Linked DNA regions of Homo sapiens: all the other regions are linked to region 1. A link is an interaction called in ENCODE POLR2A ChIA-PET data of the cell type or tissue named here. Cell type or tissue: CD4-positive, alpha-beta T cell. All regions are shown on one strand. Links, peaks and the distances in the headings refer to the core of each region. The heading gives the core; the rest is flanking DNA.

The links. Peaks named below come from ENCODE experiments on the same cell type or tissue, not always from the same donor. Only the 100,000 strongest peaks of a DNase experiment are listed, where the experiment ranks them.
Region 2: POLR2A ChIA-PET joins it to region 1 with 24 read pairs; 15 of 35 experiments call an interaction of 5 or more read pairs at or near these places.
Region 3: POLR2A ChIA-PET joins it to region 1 with 11 read pairs; 24 of 35 experiments call an interaction of 5 or more read pairs at or near these places.

What each region holds. Positions count from the first base shown.
Region 1 is chr16:29,698,655-29,706,342 of GRCh38, forward strand. It overlaps QPRT (quinolinate phosphoribosyltransferase), which reads left to right. Exons shown (of 4, transcript NM_014298.6): 4 at 1-45. Among named protein-coding and RNA genes, the nearest start is that of QPRT, 23 kb to the left of the region's middle. RefSeq lists a silencer at 799-973, a cis regulatory region at 1,744-2,346 and an enhancer at 3,665-3,764. In CD4-positive, alpha-beta T cell, for the core only: CTCF peaks have their summits at 2,028 (motif pointing right) and 2,227; DNase peaks (open chromatin) are centred at 2,027, 3,347 and 3,897; H3K4me3 peaks cover 1,425 bases; H3K27ac peaks cover 3,037 bases.
Region 2 is chr16:29,753,794-29,761,481 of GRCh38, forward strand. No RefSeq gene overlaps it. Among named protein-coding and RNA genes, the nearest start is that of C16orf54, 12 kb to the left of the region's middle. RefSeq lists a silencer at 554-603 and enhancers at 784-853, 1,294-1,353. In CD4-positive, alpha-beta T cell, for the core only: no CTCF peak of the experiment used is centred there; a DNase peak (open chromatin) is centred at 3,038; H3K4me3 peaks cover 214 bases.
Region 3 is chr16:29,817,247-29,824,934 of GRCh38, forward strand. PAGR1 (PAXIP1 associated glutamate rich protein 1) reads left to right here. Exons shown (of 3, transcript NM_024516.4): 2 at 1-46; 3 at 2,309-5,243. The coding sequence ends at 2,508. It overlaps MVP (major vault protein), which reads left to right and starts at 3,216. Exons shown (of 15, transcript NM_005115.5): 1 at 3,216-3,264. MVP-DT (MVP divergent transcript) reads right to left here and starts at 3,121. Exons shown (of 4, transcript NR_186424.1): 1 at 2,938-3,121; 2 at 2,294-2,355. RefSeq lists enhancers at 2,860-2,929, 3,621-4,187, 3,650-3,939. In CD4-positive, alpha-beta T cell, for the core only: no CTCF peak of the experiment used is centred there; DNase peaks (open chromatin) are centred at 3,175 and 4,065; H3K4me3 peaks cover 2,951 bases; H3K27ac peaks cover 4,261 bases.

The DNA of each region.
Region 1 (7,688 bases), core at 1,346-6,345:
AAGTCTGCCAATGCTCCTGGCCAAATAAACCTCTTCCTTCTTTAATCCGGTGCCTGAGGAGTTTTGTCTGTGGCTCGTCCTGCTACAAGAGGACACAGCCCAGAGGTGCCACCTGCAGCTGCCCTGTCCCCTCTAATCCCAGCTCCACCCTGCCTGCTCCCGTCCTTCCTCCAGGGGGAACATGGACACGCTCAGATGAACCCCAGCTTCTTATGCCTGAACTGGGGAAACTGAAGCCCCATGGGACCAGGGGTTCCACTGGGCATCAAGGGAGGAAAGTTGAGCCCCGGGGTGATCTGGGAACTGGGATCTGGGATCTGGGCAGGCATTGGGGCCTGACAGAGCAGAAGTGAGGAGAGGGTACCAGGAGCTGCAAACTCGGTGCCTCCAGGACCTATTCGGATAAAATAAATGGGTGGAACTGGAATAAGACAAAGTGGGGGTGCGCTGTGGCCAACTGGAAAATGCTCGTTGCAGCCACAGCGTTCCATTAAAAAAGCGAAAGGAACCTGCCTGCCTGAGTCTTAAGCTCCCCCTAAACCCAGAAATGGGTTAGCCCTCCAGTATCCTCCAGCTCTGAGAGCTGGGGCGGGCACTCCATTACTGGGGGAACAGGAAATGGATCCTGGGCACTCTAGGGCAACACACGCCCTCCTTGCAGGGAAATGGATTTCCAGGCAGGGGAGATGCATGGGCAGAGGTGGCTTGGATTGTTTGCTGTAAGATTTGAAGCTGTGATCAGGAGGTGGCTAGGAGATGGGCTGGGTCCAGACCACAAAATGGTAGATCGGAGGATTTGGACTCTGTCTCATGAGTGAGCTGGAAATCAAGCTGGAAAATCAGATAAGCTTATTCGCAGCTTCAATCCAGTCCGTTGCAGAAGGATGCATTTGAGGGGGCTAGAGCAGCTGCAGGGAGGCCAGGAGGAGCTGTGGAAGAGGACTTGAGTGTGGGTCATGGCCATGGGGTTTGGAGAGAAGTGATACAGTGTCTTCAGAGCTTCAGAAGGCAGAGGGAGTTCGATGGCTCAAGGCAGTTGGAAGAGTTGGGTGTGACTGAGGGGGTGGGGAAATGGGGCATGCGTGGCAGGCAAGGACTCTTATGCATCACCTCCCAGTCCCTTGTCCATCTGGCTACACTTCCTCTTTGCCTGGCCAGCCTAGGACCAAGCTGGGATCATTTCCCCAGGATGCCCCACAGACAATGGCAAATGTGCCCATCATAGCAGTTTGTTTAATGAAAATGATATGCTGTTGTGAGTACGGGATGTGCCAGCAATGCTGGCTACTGCATGAGACGGGAGCTAGCAGGGAGCACCTTCATCCAGGGTGTGCAGGTCCCCTTCCCTCAGTTAATGCTCGTGGGGGCGGGCGTTAGCCTCTCCACTTACCGAAGAGGAGACTGAGGCTTTATAAAGTTAAGAGAGCTGCTTAGGGTCACTCATCAATAAAGTGGTGGAGGCCAGTCATGGTGGCTCACACCTGTAATCTCAGCACTTTGGGAGGCTGAGGCAGGAGGATCACTTGAGCCCAGGAGTTCAAGACCAGCCTGGGCAACATAGTGAGACTCAATTTCTATTTTTAAAAAATTATCCAGCTGTGGTGGTGCACACCTGTAGTCCCAGCTACTCAGGAGACTGGGGTGAGAGGATCGCTTAAGCCTGGGCAGTTGAGGCTGCAGTGAGCTGTGACTGCACCACTGCACTCCAGCCTGGGTGACAGAGGCCCTGTCTCAAACAAAAATAAATAAATAAATAAATATATAAAGTGGTGGAGCAGTTTGAATTGTGTCATTCACTCATTCAATATTTAACTGAGCATCTACTGTGTGCCAGGCACTATTCTAGACAATGAACATACAACGAGTAAACAGATAAAAATCTCTGTCCTCAGGGAGTCTGTATGTTGGGGTTGGGGTGGGGGCGGGGAAGAATAGACAATGAAAAAATACTTAAGGAAAATATGTAGACACCAATTGTCCTGATGGCCACCCCTGATGGCCACCAGAGGGCACTGCAACCACGCGGCCCTCCGTTCGTCTCTAATTCCAGCTCCCTTTCCGGATTCCGAAGGCAATAGCCAAGGAGGCTATGAATACGCAGCATAGCATCTGCTCAAGAATCAACGCGAGGAGGCATTGGCAGCAGTTTTTTCTCCACCCACTTTTCCAGCCTCATCCCCTCATCAGACCCCCATCCAACTGCCCAGGGTACCCCTGTGACTTTTCAAAGCCCCGTGTACTCCAGATTCACCAGCTACTCACATTCACTCCCAGCCACCCATCCCCTCCCAAATACTGTCTGGGTTACCCACCAACCCCATCCATCCGCTCACCTGATGCCTGTCCTCCTCCTCACCCACCCACCCGCGCCCCTCGCCCCTTCCACCTGCTGTCCTGCCCACCGGAAACTGGCCAAATTGTCCCATAGATTTTTTTTTTTTTTTTTTTTTTTTTGGATAAACACAGAAATTGACATTCCTGGTCTTAAAGCTTGAAACTTAAATTTGCCTTATCTGAGTTCCTTCCCCAGGAAACTGACCCTCAGGCCTCCCAGATAGCATCAAGGAACTGAAACTCCTTTTCTTTACCCCCCTCTAATTCCTGTTTTCCCACCCACAGCTACATTTGCTCCCCACTATATAAACCCCCAATTGGAGTTTGTTGGAGAGATGGATTTGAGACTTATCTCCTGTCTCCTTGGCAGATGTCATCTGAATAAAGCCTTCTTTCCTGGCGATACTCATTGTCCCGGGATCCCAGATCAGCTTTCTGTGCAGTAAGCAATGGGACCTAGACTGAATCCCTGGCGTTTCGGTAATACACCCATCCATCCTGTCCACCCCCACCCATCCTGTCCACCCCCATCTATCCTGTCCACCCCCGACCCATCCTGTCCACCCCCGACCCATCCTATCCACCCCCTTGTGCTTCCATCCACTCATCACTCTTCCCACCCCTCCGCCCACCCACCATCCGATGCTACAGAAGCCCAGAACTGGGGCACTCAATCTAGAGGTCAAAGATGGCAAGAGGTCAAACCAGATTGACAGTGAGTCACCTCAGTGGATATGAGTTTTAGTGTGCTGAGGCCGTGAAAGGTAAAAGCATTTAAAAACAGCAAGGCCAGGCACGGTGGCTCACGCCTGTAATCCCAGCACTCTGGGAGGCCAAGGCAGGTGGATCACCTGAGGTCAGGAGTTCAAAGCTAGCCTGACCAACATGGGGAAATCCCTTCTCTACTAAAAATACAAACTTAGCTGGGCGTGGTGGCATGTGCCTGTAGTACCAGCTACTGCTACTTGGGAGGCTGAGGCAGGAGAATCGCTGAACCCGGGAGGCGGAGGTTTCCATGAGCCGAGATCACACCACTGCACTCCACCCCGGGGAACAAGATCGAAACTCTGTCTCAAAAAACAAAAACAAAAAACCCACAAAAATTAGCCAGGCGTAGTGGCGGGTGCCTGTAACCCAGCTACGCAGGAAGCTGAGGCACAAGAATCACTTGAACCTCAAAGGCAGAGGTTGCAGTGAGCCGAGATCATGCCACTGCACTCCAGCCTGGGCGACAGAGTGAGACTCTGTCCCAAAAAAAACCCAGAGCAAACAAACAAAAAACACAACGGCGAGACATTCTTAGCAAACCAACTATCTGCAAACAATTCAACGTCGGATCTTTAAAAAAATCCCGCTGTGGCATTATGCTGCGGACACATACATTAATTTATGGCTAGCCCTTCAAGACAACCAGGTGGGTAAAATTATGTAAATGTTCACCGCCTCTATACTTTGTTCCAATGACTTCCTGAGTAATTGATTGTTTTGCCAATTACTCAGCAACATTTAAGACCTGCTTCCGGAGGCCCTAAGTAGCTCAGCATTCTAAGACCGAAGTACTGAAGAAAATCTGCCTGTGTGGCTGTGAATAACATCTCCATCCGTCACTGTGCACATCAGATTTAGGCCAGATAACGCAGGCTTTATTTATTTCAGGTACGCCTTGCGCTTCAGATCATGGGACTCTAGTATAGCACCCCCAGAAAATTATCAAGGGCAAAAAAATCATAATACATACCTCTAGTTCAGTGGGTCCTTGGATAACCTCTTTCCTCTCTCCTAGTTCTTCAGCTAAAAGATTCAGGAGCCTTAGCAACAAGAAGGAGCTATCCCACAAGTTGCATTATTCTAGATATTCGGACACTTTTTTTTTTTTTTAAGCAGGAGTCTTGCTATGTTGCACAGGCTGGTCCTGAACTCCTGTCCTTAAGTGATTCTCTTGCCTTGGCCTTCCAAGTAACTGGGATTACAGCGGTGAGCCACCGTGCCAGGGTTTTGGATGCTTTTTTTTTTTTTTTTTGAGACAGAGTCTCTCTTGTCGCCCTGGCTGGAGTGCAATGGTGTGATCTTGGCTCACTGCAACCTCTGCCTCCCGGGTTCAAACAATTCTTCTCCCTTGGCCTCCCAAGTAGCTGGGATTACAGGTGCGTGCCACTACACTCAGCTAATTTTTGTATTTCTAGTAGAGATGGGGTTTTACCATGTTGGCCAGGCTGGTCTCGTACTCCTGATCTCAGGTGATCCGCCCACCACAGCCTCCCAAAGTACTGGGGTTACAAGCGTGAGCCATCGCGCCTGGCCGGATACTTTTTAACCAAAGGAAAAAGCAAGCATCTTTATTGGAATAATATATCAATATATGCAGGTAATCAGACAATACCAGTCAGACAACACTGACTTCTTTTTTTTTTTTTTTGAGAAAGGAAGGAAGGAAGGCAGAAAGGAAGGAAGGAAGGAGGGAAGGCCGGAGGTGGTGGCTCATACTTATAATCCCAGCACTTTTTGAAGCCCAGAAGGGAGATCACTTGAGGCCAGGAGTTTGAGACCAGCCTGGGCAATATAGAGAGACCCCATCTTGACAAAAAATTTAAAAATTAGCCAGGCATGATAATTTGCACCTGTAGTTCCAGCTACCCAGGAGGCTGAGGCAGGAGAATTGCTGGAGCCCAGGAGTTTGAGGCTGCAACCAGCCGTGACTGCACCACTGCACTCCAGCCTGGGCGACAGAGAGATACCCTGTCTCGAAAATAATAAATAAAGGCCGAGTGTGGTGGCTCACACCTGTCATCCCAGCACTTTGGGAGGCCGAGGCAGGCAGATCACCTGAAGTCAGGACTTCAAGACCAGCCTGGCCATAATGGTGAAACCCCGTCTCTACTAAAAATACAAAAATTAGCCAGGCATGATGGCAGGCGCCTGTAATCCCAGCTACTTGGGAGGCCAAGACAGGAGAATCGCTTGAACCCGGGAGGCGGAGGTTGCAGTGAGCCAAGGTCGTGCCATTGCACTCCAGCCTGGAGAACAACAGCGAGACTTCGTCTCAAAATAATAATAAATAAATAAATAAATAAATATGTAAAAAGTCCCTTAACTGAGGCCAGGCGCAGTGGCTCATGCCTGTAATCCCAACACTTCGGGAAGCCAAGGAGGGTGGATCACCTGAGGTCAGGAGTTCAAGACCAGCCTGACCAACATGGAGAAACCCCATCTCTACTAAAAATACAAAATTAGCTGGGTGTGGTGGCGCATGCCTGTAATCCCAGCTACTCAGGAGGCTGAGAGAGGAGAATCGCTTGAACCCTGGAGGTGGAGGTTGCTGTGAGCCAAGATCACACCATTGCACTCCAGCCTGGGCAACAAGAGCAAAACTTCATCTCAAAAAAGCCCCTTAACTATAATCTAAGAAACAAAAAATATTTAATTTTTATTTTCTGCATGATCTGCTTAGTTTTCTTAATAAGCTGTGAACCAGAAAGGGAATTTGCTGCGGTTTGGCAGCCTTTTAGGTGGAGGATTATAGTGAATACATTTTTAGATTATTGGTATAGTAACTTCCCCAAAGGATGTAAGATTTTGAGGACTAAACCAAGTCCTGCACTTTCCATTCCAACCTAATTAATTCCAGTGAATGAAACATTCATTGGGGAAAGCACAGAAGATGCAGAAGAGCTGCTTACATGACCTGAGTCAACAATTCAGTGACCCTCTGCGTATAATAATCAAAATAGGGCCAGGCGCAGTGGCTCACACCTGTAATCCCAGCACTTTGGGAGGCCGAGGAGGGCAGATCACCTGAGGTCAGGAATTTGAGACCAGCCTGGTGAAAATGGTGAAACCCCGTTTCTACTAAAAATACAAACAATTAGCTAGGCGTAGTGGCGCACACCTGTAATCCCGGCTACTCGAGAGGCTGAGGCAGGAGAATCGCTTGAACCCAGGAGGCAGAGGTCGCAGTGAGTCGAGATCGCGCCATTGCACTCCAGCTTGGGCACCAAGAGTGAAACTCGGTCTCAAAAAAATAAATAAATAAAAATAAAAATAGAACAATAAAGTCCATTCATAAATTTTCTAGCATAGTTAACTTATCCACCTCCTCTTGCTTTTCGTTAATTAATTTAGTTATCAGAGTACAAAATGAAAAAGTAAAAAATATCCATTCACTCTCATTCCCATGAGGTAACCACGTTTAAGGAGCTCTGTGTTTTTAGTCCTCCTGGCATCTACACTTGAGTGGAAAAGATGATCATTTGTGGTTTTAAGCACTATTGACTCCCTGATGTGAAGAACAAAGAATGTATCTCACTCATTCTTTTTTTCTTCTTTTTTTTTGTGCTGTTTTTATTGGTAGTCTTCCTACTAGTTATCATCATAACTTTAAATGATATATTTAATCCCCTTTTCTTGAAGCATTGTTTTTATTTTTATTTTTTTACTTGTATTTATTTATTTATTGAGACAGAGTCTCACTGTGTCACCCAGGCTGGAGGGCAGAGGTGTGATCTTGGCTCACTGCAACCTCCGCCTCCTGGGTTCAGGCAGTTCTCCCCCTTCAGCCTCCCGAGTAGCTGGGATTACAGGCACCCGCCACCATGCCCAACTAATTTTTGTATTTTTAGTAGAGGTGGGGTTTCATCATGTCGGCCAGGCTAGTTTCAAACTCCTGATCTCAAATGATCCACCCACCTTGGCCTTCCAAAGTGCTGGGACTGGCCGGGGATGATGGCTCACGCCTGTAATCCCAGCACTTTGGGAGGCTGAGGCGGGTGGAAATCACAAGGTCAGGAGATCCAGACCATCCTGGCTAACACGGTGAAACCCCTTCTCTACTAAAAATACAAAAAATTAGCCAGGCGTGGTGGTGCATGCCTGTAATCCCAGGTACTTGGGAGGCTGATGCAGGAGAATCGCTTGAACCTGGAAGGCGGAGGTTGCAGTGAGCCGAGATGGTGCCACTGTACTCCAGCCTGGACGACAGAGTGAGACTCCATCTCAAAAAAAAAAAAAGCAAAAAACTCCACAAAGTGCTGGGATTACAGGCGTGAGCCACTGCGCCTGGCCTGAAGCATCGTTTTTAAAATTCAGATATAATTTACATCGCATATACTTCACTGCTTTAAAGGGTTCAGGCTGGGCACAGTGGTTGACACTTGTAATCCCAGCCCTTTGAGAGGCTGAGGTGGGGGGGATCACTCAAGGCCAGGAATTTTTGAGACCAGCCTGGGCAACATAGTGAGACTCGCTCTCTACCAAAAAATTTAAAAATGAGCTGGGCAAGATGGCACACACCTGTGGTTCCAGCTACTTGGGACGCTGAGGTAAGAGGATTGCTTGAGGCCAGAAGCTCGAGGCAGCAG
Region 2 (7,688 bases), core at 983-5,982, 55 kb after region 1:
ACAACAAAAAATTATACAAACACAGATCATTTTGTTTAAAACTGGATTTGTAGTCTTATAACCCTTGTGTCAGACCCTGACACCTTAAAACATCTAGTAGAGATAAATATAAAACTGTCTGGCCAGTAAACCCAAGCAAAAATGTATGCTGATAATTCTGAAGACATTTCTATTTTTATTTTACCAATACTTTTTTTCTTTGTCTTTTTTTTTTTTTTTTTTTTTTTTTTAAAGAGAGTTTTCCTTGGTCACGCCAGCTGGAGTGCAGTGGCATGATCTCAGCTCACTGCAACCTCTGCGTCCTGGGTTCAAACAATTCTCCTGCCTCAGCCTCCCAAGTAGCTGGGATTACAGGCACTTGCCTCCACACCCAGCTACCTTTTTTGTATTTTTAGTAGAGACAAGGTTTCCTCATGTTGGCCAGGCTGATCTCAAACTCCTGACCTCAGGTGATCCACCCACCTCACCCTTCCAAAGTGCTGGGATTACAGGTGTGAGCCACCAAGCCTAGCCTATTTTACCAATAGTTTTAAAACCAGCTTATTTATTAAAGATTAAAGATTTACGGCAGGGCACGGTGGCTCATGCCTGTAATCCCAGCACTTTGGGAGGCCAAGGTGGGCGGATCACGAGGTCAGGAGATCGAGATCATCCTGGCTCATAGTGAAACTCCATCTCTACTAAAAAAAATACAAAAAAGTAGCCAAGTGTGGTGGCCCACGTGTGCCTGTAATCCCAGCTACTCGGGAGGCTGAGGCAGAATTGCTTGAGCCTGGGAGACGGAGGTTGCTGTGAGCTGAGATCATGCCACTGCACTTCAGCCTGGCCGACAGAGCGAGACTCTACCTCAAAAAAAAAAAAAAGAAAGAAAAAAAATTTTTTTTTCAGTTTCGGCTGATTGAGGTGGCTGGTGCCTGTAACCCCAGCACTTTGGGAGGCCGGTGTGGGAGGATTGCTTAAACCCATGAGCTCAAGACCAGACTGGGCAACAAAGTGAGACCTCATCTGTACAAAAAATGAGAAAATTACCTGGGCATAGTGGTGCATGCCTGTAGTCCCAGCTCAGGATTCAACTGGGGAGGTCGAGGCAGGAAAACTGCTTGAGCTCAGGAGGTTGAGCTGTGTTTGTGCCAGTGCACTCCAGCCTGGGCATGAGAGTGAGACTGTCTCAAAAAACTGTTTTTTATCAGTTTCAAATGAGTTTAGGGTTAAATTTTCAATTGTTTACATTTTAGCCAGGATTGGCTAAATTGTATAAGAAATACAAAATATCTAAGTGCCCTGGAACTAGTAACACGTCTATGTTTTGTTTGCTGATCTGGTTTGATTTGCAAATGTGGGCAGGAAAGAACTTTAGCAGGTGTTTTTTTTATTTTGTTTTTGTTTTTGCCTTTTGGCCTCTGTGTGACAGAAAAAGCAACATTTTTATGCTGGACAGAGATACCTTACATTATTGCTCTGAGCTCAAGGTTTCAACTTCTTTGATCTAAGAGAGTCTAACTTTTATAGACCTTTTTTTTGGTGTTTTATTTTATTTTATTTTATTTGAGACGGAGTCTTGCTCTGTTGCACAGGGTGGAGTGCAGTGGCGTGATCTTGGCTCGCTGCAAGCTCCACTTCCCAGGTTCAAGAGATTCTCCTGCTTCAGCCTCCTGAGTAATTGGGACAACAGGCACGTGCCACTGCGCCTGGCTAATTTTTTATATTTTTAGTAGAGACGGGGTTTCACCATATTGGCCAGGCTGGTCTCGAACTGTTTTTTTTTTTTTTTTTTTTTTTTTTTTTTTTTTTTTGAGACGGAGTTTCGCTCTGTCGCCCAGGCTGGAGTGCAGTGGTGCGATCTCGACTCACTGCAAGCTCCGCCTCCCGGGTTCACGCCATTCTCCTGCCTCAGCCTCCCGCGTAGCTGGGACTACAGGCGCGCACCACCATGCCCGGCTAATTTTTGTATTTTTAGTAGAGACGGGGTTTCACCGTGTTAGCCAGGATGGTCTCGATCTCCTGACCTCGTGATCCACCCATCTCGGCCTCCCAAAGTGCTGGGATTACAGGTGTGAGCCACCGTGCCCGGCCCCGGTCTCGAACTCTTGACCTCGTGATCCGCCCGCCTCAGCCTCCCAAAGTGCTGGGATTACAGGCGTGAGGCACCGCGCCTGGCCTTATAAACATTTGTCTAGTTATTTTTCTTTCTTCCTTTCTCGCTTTCTTTCTTCTTTTTTTTTTTTTTTTTTTTTTTTTTTTTTTTGAGATGGAGTCTTGCTCTGTCACCCAGGCCAGGGTGCGTTGGCGTGATCTTGGCTCACTGCAACCTCCACCTCCTGGGTTCAAGCAATTCTCTCATCTCTGCCTCCTGAGTAGCTGGGACTATAGACATGCACCACCACACCTGGCTAATTTTTGTATTTTTAGTAGTGACGGGGTTTCGCCATGTTGGGCAGGCTGGTCTCCAACTCCTGACCTCAAGTGATCCGCCTGCCTTGGCCTCACAAAGTGCTGGCATTACAGGCGTGAGCCACCACACCTAGCCTTTTTCTTTAGATTATTACTTTTTCAATTAAGTGTTTCATCACTCTAAGCAATTGTTAGGCAAACCTAATTTTATGTTTTTAAAACATGGCTAGCTGTCACGCCCGTAATCCCAGCACTTTGGGAGGTCAAGGTGGGCAGATCATGAGGTCAGGAGATCGAGACCATCCTGGCCAACATGGTGAAACCCCATCTCTACTAAAACTACAAAAATTATCTGGGTGTGGTGGCAGGTGCCTGTAATCCCAGCTACTCGAGAAGCTGAGATATGAGAATCGCTTGAACCAGGGAGGCGGAGGTTGCAGTGAGCCGAGATCACACCACTGCACTACAGCCTGGTGGCAGAGCGAGACTCTCTTTCAAAAAAAAAAAAAAAAAGAAAAAAAAAAGAAAAGGACTAACTGGTCTGAATATTGTGCACCTGTTAGTACTAGCTACTCCAGAGTCTGAGGCAGCAGGATTGCTGTAGCCCAGGAGTTTGAGGTCACAGTGAGCTACAATCATGCCACTGTACTCCAGCCTGTGCAACATAGCAAGATACTGTCTTTAAAAAAAAAGTTGTCTAGGTTGTTGGTTACCATGGAGTTGTAATTTGAAAGCCCTTTAAGACTTTTGTTTAATCTTGACTTGAATGCCATAAGCAGTAAGTGTTATCTCAACACCAGGGGAAAAGTTAGCAGATTCAAAGCAGGCAGAAAAAAAAAAAGGAGAGAAAGAGAACTTAGAAGTCTCTCCATGCTAACTCTATAGTTGTAGGTTTTATGAATAATGACCATTTGAGCTCTGAATTTTCCTTGATGTAATTTTGCTCATCAGTTTTAAAATGTGCACAAGAATGAGCCATAATATGTAGCTGGTGGAGTCCTAGAAATCCTTGCATTGGCCAGGTGTGGTGGCTTAAGCCTGTAATCCCAGCACTTTGGGAATCCGAGGCGGGTGGATCACCTGAGGTCAGGAGTTCGAGAGTAGCCTGGACAACGTGGCGAAGCCCTGTCTTTACTAAAAATACAAAATTAGCCGGGTGTGGTGGTGCATGCCTGTTATCCCAGCTACTCTGAAGGCTGAGGCAGGAGAATCACTTGAACCTGGGAGGCGGAGGTTGCGGTGAGCCAAGGTGGCACTATTACACTCCAGCCTGGGCAACAAGAGTGAAACTCTGTCTCAAAAAAAAAACCAAAACAACAACAACAACAACAAAAACCAGAAATCCTGGTACGCCTTCATGTTTGAGAATCCCATTCCATTTCTTTATCTTGTTTTTTTTTTTTGAGACAGTGTCTTGCTCTGTCGCCCAGGCTGGAGTGCAGTGGTGCGATCTCGGCCCACTGCAACCTCTGCCTCCAGGATTCAAGTGATTCTTCTACCTCAGCATCACGAGTAGTTGGGATTACAGGTGCCTGCCACCATGCCCAGCTAAATTATTTTTTTTGTTTTGGTATTTTTTAGTAGAGATGGGGTTTCACCATGTTGGCCAGGCTGGTCTCGAGCTCCTGGCCTCATATGATCCACCTGCCTCGGCCTCCCAAAGGGCTGGGATCACAAGTGTGAGCCACCACACCATCCCCATTCCATTTCTTATTCATCACTTGAGAGCAAAGACCACCCTATACATGCTGTAATTTATGGGATATTAGGAGTTTAGTCTGGTGTTTTAGACAGCAGGAACCACCCTAGTGGCTTATGTTAGCCATCCTCCACCCACTGGTTGGAATGTTTATTTTTGCTCTTGGGAGATTTTTAGAAATAAGCAAGAGAAAAGAGTCAAACCAAATCCAAAGAAACCAAGATAAGAGTGTTCACAAAAATTTTAATCCAAACTGGCCATGCAGACCAAAGGTTGCAGTGAGCCGAGATTGCATCATTGCACTCCAGCCTGGGCAAAAACAGTAAAACTCCGTTAAAAAAAAAAAAAAAGAGGGAGGCTCAGCCTGAGAGAAGACTCAGCAGGGCAGAACAGGCCTGTTGTGGAAGCAGAGAGCTCACAGCCTTCAGTGAGTGCTGCATGCCAGTTCTAAGAATCATCGATTCTTGGGAGGCTGAGGCAGGCAGATCACCTGAGGTTAGGAGTTTGAGACCAGCCTGGCCAATGTGGTGAAACCCTGTCTCTACTAAAAACGCAAAAATTAGCTGGACATGGTGGCGGGCGCCTGTAATGCCAGCTACTCAGGAGGCTGAGGTAGGAGAATTGCTTGATCCTGGGAGACGGAGGTGGCAGAGAGCTGAGATCGTACCACTGCACTCCAGCCTGGGTGACAGAGCGAGACTCCATCTCAAAAAAAAAAAAAAAAATCATCAATTCCTTCTAATAGTGATTTTTTCAGGTACCATTTCTATATATAGATATACCATGTATATCTACCTAATAACAGAGGGTCTTTAAAAGAAAATGATGTTTATTTGGGAATAGTGCAATGGGAATACATATGCTATAGCAAACAATGTGTGTATTCAGGGAGGTAAAGGAACAAAGATCAACAACAATGCCAGGCACAGTGGCTCACGCCTGTAATCCCAGCACTTTGGGCGGCTGTGGTGGGAGGATCACTTGAGGCCAGGAGTTTGAGACCAGCCTGGGCAACATAGTGAGACCCCATCTTTAAAAAAAAAAATTTTTTTTTTAAATTACCTGAGTGTGGTGGTGTGCACCTATGGTCCCAGCTACTCAGGAGGCTGAACTAGGAGGATCCCTTCAGCCCAGGAGTTTGAGGCTACAGTGAGCTATAATCATGCCATTGTACTCCAGCCTGGGTGACAACATGAGACCCCAAAAGGAGAAAGAGAGTGAGAGAGGAAGGAAGGAAGGAAGGAAGGAAGGAAGGAAGGAAGGAAGGAAGGAAGGAAGGAAGAAAAGAAAGAAAGAAAGAAAGAAAGAAAGAAAGAAAGGCAGAGAAAGAATATTAGCTGGGCATGGTGGCATGTACCTGTAGTCCCACCTACTCAGGAGGCTGAAATGGGAGGATTGCTTGAGCCCAGGAGTTGAAGACCAGCCTGGACAACATAGCAAGACCCTATCTCTACAATATATACATATTTTTTTTTTTCCTGAGATGGAGTCTTGCTTGCCCAGGCTGGAGTGCAGTGGCATGATCTCGGCTCACTGCAACCTCTGCCTCCCGGGTTTAAGCAATTCTCCTGCCTCAGTCTCCTGAGTAGCTGGGATTACAGGTGTGAGCCACCACGCCCAGCTAATTTTTGTATTTTTAGTAGAGACCGGGTTTCACCATGTTGGCCAGGCTGGTCTCGAACTCCTGACCTCATGATCCCCCTGCCTTGGCCTCCCAAAATGCTGGGATTACAGGCGTGAGCCACCTCACCTGGCCTTTTTTTTTGAGATGGAGTCTCCCTCTGTCCCCAGGCTGGAGTACAGTGGTGCGATCTCAGCTCACTGCAACCTCTGCCTCCTGGGTTCAAGTGATTCTCCTGCCTCAGCCTCCCAAATAGCTGGGATTATAGGCCCCCCCACGACGCCCAGCTAATTTTTGTATTTTTAGTAGAGACGGGGTTTCACCATGTTGTCCAGGATGGTCCTGATGTCTTGACCTCATGATCCACCTGCCTTGGCCTCCCAAAGTGTGAGATTACAAGAGTGAGCCACTGCGCCCAGCCAAAATATTGTTTTAAATTAGCCAGATGTGGTGGCACACACCTATATTCCCAGCTACTTTGGAGGCTGAGGTGGGAGGATCACTTGAGCCTAGGAGTTTGAGGCTGCAGGGAGCTATGATCGCACCAGCGTACTCCAGCCTGGGCAACAGAGAAAGACCCTGTCTCAAAAAAAAAACCAAAATAGTTATGCTCCTTGGAGTTGTGTCCTTGGCACTCTTGGTTCCTGAGTCTATATGGCGGGTTTTTGTTTGTTTGTTTGTTTTTGAGATGGAGTCTCACTCTGTTGCTGAGGCTGGAGTGCAGTGGCTCCGTGTCGGCTCACTGAAACCTCCGTCTCCCGGGTTCAAGCAATTCTCCTGCCTCAGCCTCCCGAGTAGCTGGGATTACAGGCGCCTACCACCACACCCGATTAGTTTTTATATTTTTAGTAGAGATGGGGTTTCACCATGTTAGCCAGGCTGGTCTTGAACTCCTGACCTCAGGTGATCCACCCAACTCAGCCCCCCAAAGTGCTGGGATTACAGGCGTGAGCCACCGCGCCTGGCCTACGTGGTGGTTTTAAAACATGTTTGCAAAATTTTTAACATTCCTCCTATTGAAAATAGTAAGTCTAATTCCCCTCCTCTTGAATATTGGCTGGCCTTAGTGACTGAATCCTCACAAGTAGAATGCATCAGGAGTGTCACACTATGACTTCCAAGGCTAGGTTGAAAATATAAAAGGGGTAAAGCTCTCTTTCCTCTGTCGCTCTATTTCTTTCTCTTTCTCTCTATCCCCACCCTTTTCCCTCTCCTCCCTCTACTCACCTTTGGAACCCAGCCGCTATCGAGCCCAACACACACGCAGGTGCCCTGGTTAAAGTCCTAGCTAGGGTCCCAAGTGACAGCCAGCATCAACTATAACATGTAAAGGAGCCAGTCTTCAGATGATTCCAGCCTCAGCCTTCAGGCCACTCAGCTGGTGCCAAATAGAGTAGGGATGAGCTGTCCCCACAGAGACCTGCCCAGTGCACATTGTGAGAAAGGTAAGTATTGCTCTCTGAGGCCATTAAGTTTGGGGGTGGTTTATGGCATAAAAATTGGTAATTGGAGCACTCGACTTCAAGGGTTCTCACCAGGTGTGTGAGGGTGAGGGTGGCCCTGCGGAGTGAGTGGCCTGTGGGGGCTGGTCATATTTCATCCCTAGGCTCTCCCGACCTGGCTCTGCCAGATTCTTACACGGATGAGGGCCTGGACTGGGGAGGAGGAGGGGGAGTGCAGCAGCAGCAAGGGCATGGAATTGGCTGAGAAATTCCACAGGAGGCCAGGTGCAGTGGCTTACACCTGTAATTCTAGCACTTTGGGAGGCCGAGGCAGGTGGATCTGAGGTCAGGAGTTTGAGACCAGCCTGGCCAACATGGCCAAACCCCGTTTCTACTAAAAATACAAAAATAATTAGGCATGGTGGTGGGTGCCTATAATCCCAGCTACTCGGGAGGCTGAGGCAGGAGAACTGCTTGAACCCGGGGGGCGGAGATTGCAGTAAACCAAGATTGCACCACTGAACTCCAGCCTGGG
Region 3 (7,688 bases), core at 1,730-6,729, 120 kb after region 1:
CCAGTGACACCAAAGGACTCCCTGATTGACCGGAGACGCACCCCAGGTACAAACGAAGAGGAAACAGTTGGGGGAGGTGAAGGGCCTCGGCTCAGTTACCCAAGATCGGCTCCCCTAGAGGCCTTTGCTTGCTGCCTCAGCTCCCACACAACTTACAGCTGCAGGAGAGAGTATTCACCCAGTAGCACCATCTTTATGACTTAGATTACTACCTTGTCTTCCTTTTTTTTTTTTTTTTTTTTTTGAGATGGAGTCTTGCCCTTGTCCCCCAGGCTGGAGTGCAATGGCACGATCTCAACTCACTGCAACCTCCGCCTCCTGGGTTCAAGCAATTCTCCTGCCTCAGCCTCCCAAGTAGCTGGGATTACAGACGCATGCCACCACTCTGGGCCAATTTTTGTATTTTTAGTAGAGACAGGCTTTCACCATGTTGGCCAGGCTGGTCTTGAATTCCTGACCTTGTGATCCGCCCACCTCAGCCTCCCAAAGTGCTAGGATTGCAGGCATGAGCCAATGCGCCTGGCCCCTTGTCTTCCTTTAAGAGACAATTATAATACAAAAAATTAGCCGGGCATAGTGGCGGGCACCTGTAGTCCCAGCTACTCAGGAGGCTGAGGCAGGAGAATCGCTTGAGCCTGGGAGGTGGAGGTTGCAGTGACCTGAGATCACACCACTGCACTCCAGCCTGGGCGAGAGAGTGAGACTCCGTCTCAAAAAACACAATTACAGATAATTCTTTTTTTAAAAAAACAACTAGTCATTGATTCTGGAAAATTACAGATAATTCTATCATGTTTCCCATTCCCAGAAGTCCAAGTCCTGGCCTTTCAATATTATCTAGATCTGCATCCCTCTACTACCATGTACATTCTTTAATCACACCGCTGGCCCCATTTCCCACCCCACATGCCTTCCTAGAATTTACCCTCAGAGTCATGCCTTTCCTTTTTTCTTTTTTTTGAGGGGTGGAGAGACAGAGTCTTGCTGTGTTGCCCAGACTGGTTGGTCTCGAACTCTTGAGCTCAAGTGATCCATCCGCCTCGGTTCTCAAAGTGCTGAGATTACAGGCATGAGTCACTGCACCCAGCCTAGAGCCATTCTTGATTTCTCTCTCTTTTACCTGAACATTCACACCAGCAGCAAGTCTTGGTAGCTATAAGATGTACATTTCCAAGTACCTCTGCTAGTCTCCACTTTCAATACCACATCCCCATCCAAGCCACTGTCTTTCTTGCCTGGATAGTTGTAGTAGCTCCTAACTGGGCTCTCTGCTTCCAGCTTCTGCAATTCAGATGAACCTTTTAAAACATAAATCATATCACTTTTTTTTTCTTTGAGACGAAGTCTTTCTCTTGCTCAGGCTGGAGTGCAGTGGCATGATCTTGGCTCACTGCAATCTCCACCTCCTGGGTTGAAGCGATTCTCCTACCTCAGTCTCCTGAGTAGCTGGGATTACAAGGACACGTCACCACGCCTAGCTAATTTTTGTATTTTCTAGTAGAGAGGGGGTTTCGCCATGTTGGCGAGGCTGGTCTTGAACTCCTGACCTAAAGCTTCCCAAAGTGCCTGCCTCAGCTTCCCAAAGTGCTGGAATTACAGGCGTGAGCTGCTGCACTCAGCCATAAATCGTGTCACTTTTCCACTTAAAATTTTCCAAGGGATTCCATCTTGCCAGGGAAGAGCATGTCAAAGGAGAATCCAAGCGCTTTTCCCGCCACCTCCAGTTCTCTGCACTCTTTTTTTTGTTTTTGTTTTTGGCGAGTAGGGGAGACGGAGTGTAGCTGTGTCACCGAGGCTGGAGTGCAGTAGTGCGATCTTGGCTCATTGCAACCTCCACCTCCCGGGTTCAAGCGATTCTTCTGCCTCAGCCTCCCAAGTAGCTGGGATTACAGGCGCCCACCACCACGCCCAGCTAATTTTTTGTGTTGGCCAGGCTGGTCTCAAACTCCTGACCTCGTGAGTTGCCCACCTCAGCCTCCCAAAGTGCTGGCATTACAAGCGTGAACCACCATGCCCGGCCTGCACTCTTCTTTGAACAGAACTCTGTTCTTGTCCTGGGGCCTCTACCCTTGCCATTCCCCTGCCCAGTATGTTCCTCCCTGTTCTTCACATTACCTGTGCCTTCCTGTCAATCAAGATCTTTGCTTCTCACCCTCTCTGAGGTCCAACCCTGAACCTCAGGTCCTCCAAGACAGAGGCCTGGGGACCTGCATGTTTAACCAGCTCCCCAAGTGATGAGTGAGGTCCAGGCAGGTATGGTGTACACCACCTCCATCCCTTCCATGTATCTTACCTTCCTCTTCTCCAGGAAGCTCAGCCCGGAGCCAGAAACGGGAGGCCCGCCTGGACAAGGTGCTGTCGGACATGAAGAGACACAAGAAGCTGGAGGAGCAGATCCTTCGTACCGGGAGGGACCTCTTCAGCCTGGACTCGGAGGACCCCAGCCCCGCCAGCCCCCCACTCCGATCCTCCGGGAGTAGTCTCTTCCCTCGGCAGCGGAAATACTGATTCCCACTGCTCCTGCCTCTAGGGTGCAGTGTCCGTACCTGCTGGAGCCTGGGCCCTCCTTCCCCAGCCCAGACATTGAGAAACTTGGGAAGAAGAGAGAAACCTCAAGCTCCCAAACAGCACGTTGCGGGAAAGAGGAAGAGAGAGTGTGAGTGTGTGTGTGTGTTTTTTCTATTGAACACCTGTAGAGTGTGTGTGTGTGTTTTCTATTGAACACCTATAGAGAGAGTGTGTGTGTTTTCTATTGAACATCTATATAGAGAGAGTGTGTGAGTGTGTGTTTTCTATTGAACACCTATTCAGAGACCTGGACTGAATTTTCTGAGTCTGAAATAAAAGATGCAGAGCTATCATCTCTTAAAAGGAGGGGCTGTAGCTGTAGCTCAACAGTTAGGCCCCACTTGAAGGGAGAGGCAGAATTGTACTCACCCAGATTGGAAAATGAAAGCCAGATGGGTAGAGGTGCCCTCAGTTAGCACCTGTCCCATCTCGGGCCCTCCAACTCCTCCCAGTCCCACTCCAGTGCAGCCAGCTGGCTCCAAGGTAGAAACCCATGAGCACTCAGGGAGCAGTGTGCCTTCAGCTGCAGCAGAAGCAGCCCGGAGGATAAAATGAGAACCAGCTGCACACGGGCCCTTTAACTCCCAAGCCCCACCCCTGGGCTTGGCCTGCCTTGCCCTGCCGGGAAGTGATCCCCAAGGCAGGGTGAGAGTTCCCCATCTGAGGCGTTTGTTGCAGCTACCTGCACTTCTAGATGTGAGTACATTGTACTAGCCCCCCAAACCCCAAATCAGGGGCAGATCTTTGTATCCCTTGAGGCTCTCTTTAGTCCTGTCTTGCTTTGAAGGGCCTTGCTTCTGCTGGGGCAGGGAAAACATGTCTGAATCAGAGTGGGGAAGGAGGATGGGTGGTGGCTTTGCTTTTGGAGGTTTCACTTTCCAATAGTTGGGAGTCTTCTGGGTTTTGAAGTAAAGGCAGATTAACACCAACACCGGTCCCCCACCCCCCTGCAACTCTCAGGCCTCTCTCTGACTTCAGGGTCCCACCTGGGAAATCAGGTGGGGAACCTTACAGGGTCATTCAGACCCCATCTTAGCCCTAGATCGGTGCTTGCTCTACTCACCTGCACTGTCCTGGGGACCTGGGCTCTGGCCTGTCACCTTGAGCTCCAAGAATGTGACCTGTACCCATTCAGGCCCCTTAACTCTGACAGATGAGGGTTTCTTACTCCTCCATGCAGGGCTGGGCCAGCTGTTGGTCTCAGTCGATCATTCAGGAAGTCATTAGCAGAGTGATTTCCAGAAGGCGTAGAATTTAGTGACCAAGGTTCTTTCCTTTTTGGGAGGAGAAAGTGAAAACTAGGATGCTCAGCTGGACCCACCAGCCTGAGATTCTGGGGATTTTAGAGCTGTCCCTTGGGGAGCCAAGCACTTGGGGGTGGAGGTGATAGCGAGGCTGATGGCCCCTGTGTTCTCAGCTCTCTGCCTGGGTAGCCCCTGGGTGATGGGGGAGAGGCCAGCTGTCACGTGGGGTATCAGGTGGCTCTGCCAGAAACTCCCTTGGCACACAGAGCACTGGGTCGGCCCTCGGGTGTGGCTGTTTGGGCAGGACAGCCCTCTGTATGTAGCCTTGAGCAGGTAGGGGGGCCACCTTGAGTGGGTGGCCCAGAGACAGCCTCAGGGCTCCAAGGTAACGGGGTGCTCAGGTTATCTTGGGTGCTGCCCTCCCAGGTTCTGGGGGAGCAGAGGCTGGGCGCTGGCCCAACTTACAGGAAACACTCACCTTTGAACTGCCATTAGCACCATCTGGGCAGTACACAGCCCCACCCAGGTCCTCTAGTTCTTGTTCTCGGCTTAGAATCTTTGTGTTTCTGCCTGAGAAGCCACTGCCTCCTAGTTTGTGGTCTCTACAGTTATAGCCAGGTTGGACTTCCGGCTCCGTCCTTTGATAACTGTGTGCTCTTGGGCAAATTTCTTAACTTGCAGGTTCTTGTGAGGATAACATGAGTTAATTGAGGGCACTTAACACTACCTGGCACAGATTAAGCTCATCTGAAGTGGGAGCTGTTACTTAGGGGCGTTTGCCTAGAACACAGGGTCCAGAGGCTCTCTCCCGGAAACTTAGACCCAGTGAGTCAGAAGTGAGGCCTGCAAAAAGCAGCAGGAGTGGGGTTAAGAATTCCAGCCTAGGGCTGGATGCGGTGGCTCAGGCCTGTAATCCCAGTACTTTGGGAGGCCCGAATGGGAGGATGGCTTGAGGCCAGGAGTTCCAGACCAGCCTGAGCAACATAGCGAGACCCTGTCTCTGTTTGTGTGTGTGTGGTTGGGGTTTTGTTTTTTTTTTTTTTTTAAAGAATTATAGCTCAGTCCTATGATTAGGCAAGTTGAGAAAATATTGATGAAGATCAGGGGTGCTGAAGCCTGGTTCCTGGGGTCGCTTCTGATCTAGGCGGTTCTTGCCTCTGGTGACTGGTGTTAATTGGCAGGAGTGGGAGGAGGGAGGACAAGTGGAAGTCTAGGCTGGCTGAGCTGTTCTGTCTCGAAAAGTTCCTAAAACTGTGCTGCTTTAAAAAAAAAAAAAGTAATTTATGAGACACATTCTCAATTTCCATTAATCATCTCCTAAAGGGGGTAAACCAGGAAGCCGCTGGGTGAAAACAGGCTGTTGGCAATTCCTGAGTCATGTGACCCATTCTCTAAAGACTAGAATATTTAACTTAAATCAGTGAGAAACTCTGTGAAGTTGTGTCCTTGTTTATACCAAACTTCATGTGCCTTTTCCTGAACCTGAAGCTGTGGGAAGGTCTGGGGGCAGGGCCGCATCACCGACCTTACGTCCAACCTCAGGACTGCCTGGAGCAAGAGCCCTGGGGTTGGGGACAAAGGAGGCTGCCTGGACCTGGGTAAGGGAAGGGGCTGGAGGAGAATGAGTGCAATTCCCTGCCCTTCACAGCCTGCAATCGGAGCTGTGTTTTTGTTTTTGAGACAGAGTCTCGCTCTGTCCCCCAGGCCAGAGTACAATGGCGCAATCTCGACTCACTGCAACCTCTGCATCCCTGGTTCAAGCAATTCTCCTGCCTCAGCCTCCCGAGTAGCTGAGACTACAGTTGCCTGCCACCATGTACGGCTAATTTTTGTATTTTTAGTAGAGACGAAGTTTCACCATGTTGGCCAGGCTGGTCTCGAACTCCTGAGCTCAGGCAATCCGCCTGCCTTGGCCTCCCAAAGTGCTGGGATTACAGCCACTGCGCCCGGCCTGAAACTGATCTTTATCCTCCTCCCAGTTCCTACTGTGCACCAGAGACCCTCCAGTCTCTAATACCTTTGACTTGAAGAGCAGTCATTTTTTTTTCCTTTTCTTTTCTTTTCTTTTTTTTTTTTTTTTTTTTGAGATGGCCTCACTCTTGCCCAGGCTAGAGCGCACTCGTGTGCTCCATTTACGGCTCACTGCAGCCTTGACCTCCCAGGCACAGGCGATCCTCCCACCTCAGCCTCCAAAGTAGCAGGGACCACAGGTGTGCACCACCACACCTAGCTAATATTTTTTATGGTTTTTATAGAGACAGGGTCTCCCTATGTTGCCCAGGCTGGTCTTGAACTCCTGGCCTCAAGTGATCCTCCCATCTTGGTCTCCCAAAGTGCTGGGATTACAGGTGGGAGCCACCAAGCCTAGTCAACAGTCACTTTTATTCTCACTTCACTGGAGAGGAAGGCTCAGAGGCTAGTAAGTGGCCCAGGAGCATGCTGGCAGTGATAAAACCTGCTGGAGTGACATTTTCCCACTGGCTCTCAATCCTGGATATATATTAAGAGTCAGAGGCCAGGCGCGGTGGCTCACGCCTGTAATCCCAGCACTTTGGGAGGCCAAGGCAGGCGGATCACGAGGTTAGGAGATCAAGACCATCCTGGCTAACACAGTGAAACCCCATCTCTACTAAAAATACAAAAAAAATTAGCTAGGCGTGGTGGTGGGTGCCTGTAATCCCAGCTGAGGCAGGAGAATGGCATGAACCCGGGAGGCGGAGCTGCAGTGATCCGAGATCGTGCCACTGCACTCCAGCCTGGGTGACAGAGCGAGACTCGTCTCAGAAAAAAAAAAAAAAAATGAGGGAGAACTTTTTACAATAGCAACGGGTGAACCTCACCCAGACCAATTAAATAGAATCACCGGAGATGGGTGGCTTTAAAAAAAGGTCTCCAGAAGGCCTGGCGCGGCAGATCACACCTGTTATCCTAGCCCTTTGGGAGGCCGAGGTGGGTGGATCACTTCCAGCCTGACCAACATGGCGAAACCCTGTCCACTAAAAACAAAATTATCTGGGTGTGGTGGCGGACATCTGTAATCCCAGCTACTTGGGAGGCTGAAGCAGGAGAATTGCTTGAACTCGGGAGGCAGAGGTTGCAGTGAGCCGAGATGGCTACACTCCAGTCTGGGCAACAAGCACGAAACTCCATCTCAAAAAAAAAAAAAAAAAAAAAAAAAAAAAACAGATTTCCAGATGACCAGTGTGCAGCCCGAGCCGAGAGTCTGCTTTAGACCAGAGCTGCTCAGACTGTAATGTGCATGCAAGTCATTGAGGGTCGAGTTAAAATGCCAGTAGATTCAGTGGCTCTGGGGTGGGGCCCCAGGCTGTGTTGCTATCAAGCCTCCAGGTGGTACCACTCTACTCACTGCAGACCCCGTAGGCAGTGTGGTCACTTGGTCAATTGCCATTTAAGACTCACTAGGGGCCAGGTGTGGTGGTTCACGCCTGTAATCCTAGCACTTTGGGAGGCTGAGGCAGGCAGATTGCCTGAGCTCAGGAGTTTGAGACCACCCTGGGGTGAAACCCCATCTCTACTAAAATACAAAAAATTAGCCAGGCTTGGTGGCATGTGCCTGTAATTCCAGCTACTCGGGAGGCTGAGGCACGAGAATTGCTTGAACCTGGGAGGTAGGTGGACGTTGCAGTGAGCCGAGATTGTGCCACTTCACTCCAGCCTGGGCTACAGTCTCCAAAAAAAACAAAAAAGAGATTCAGTATATCAGCTACTCACAGTTGACCCTGAAGATCTCTGGGAAGTAGTGACTCATGACTCGTTTATTTATTAAGTTTTGCTGTAGCAGAAGTTTACTTTTGAGCCAAGAGTCTGATCCGGTCTCCCTCTTTTTTTTTTTTTTCTTTCTTTAAAGAGATGGGG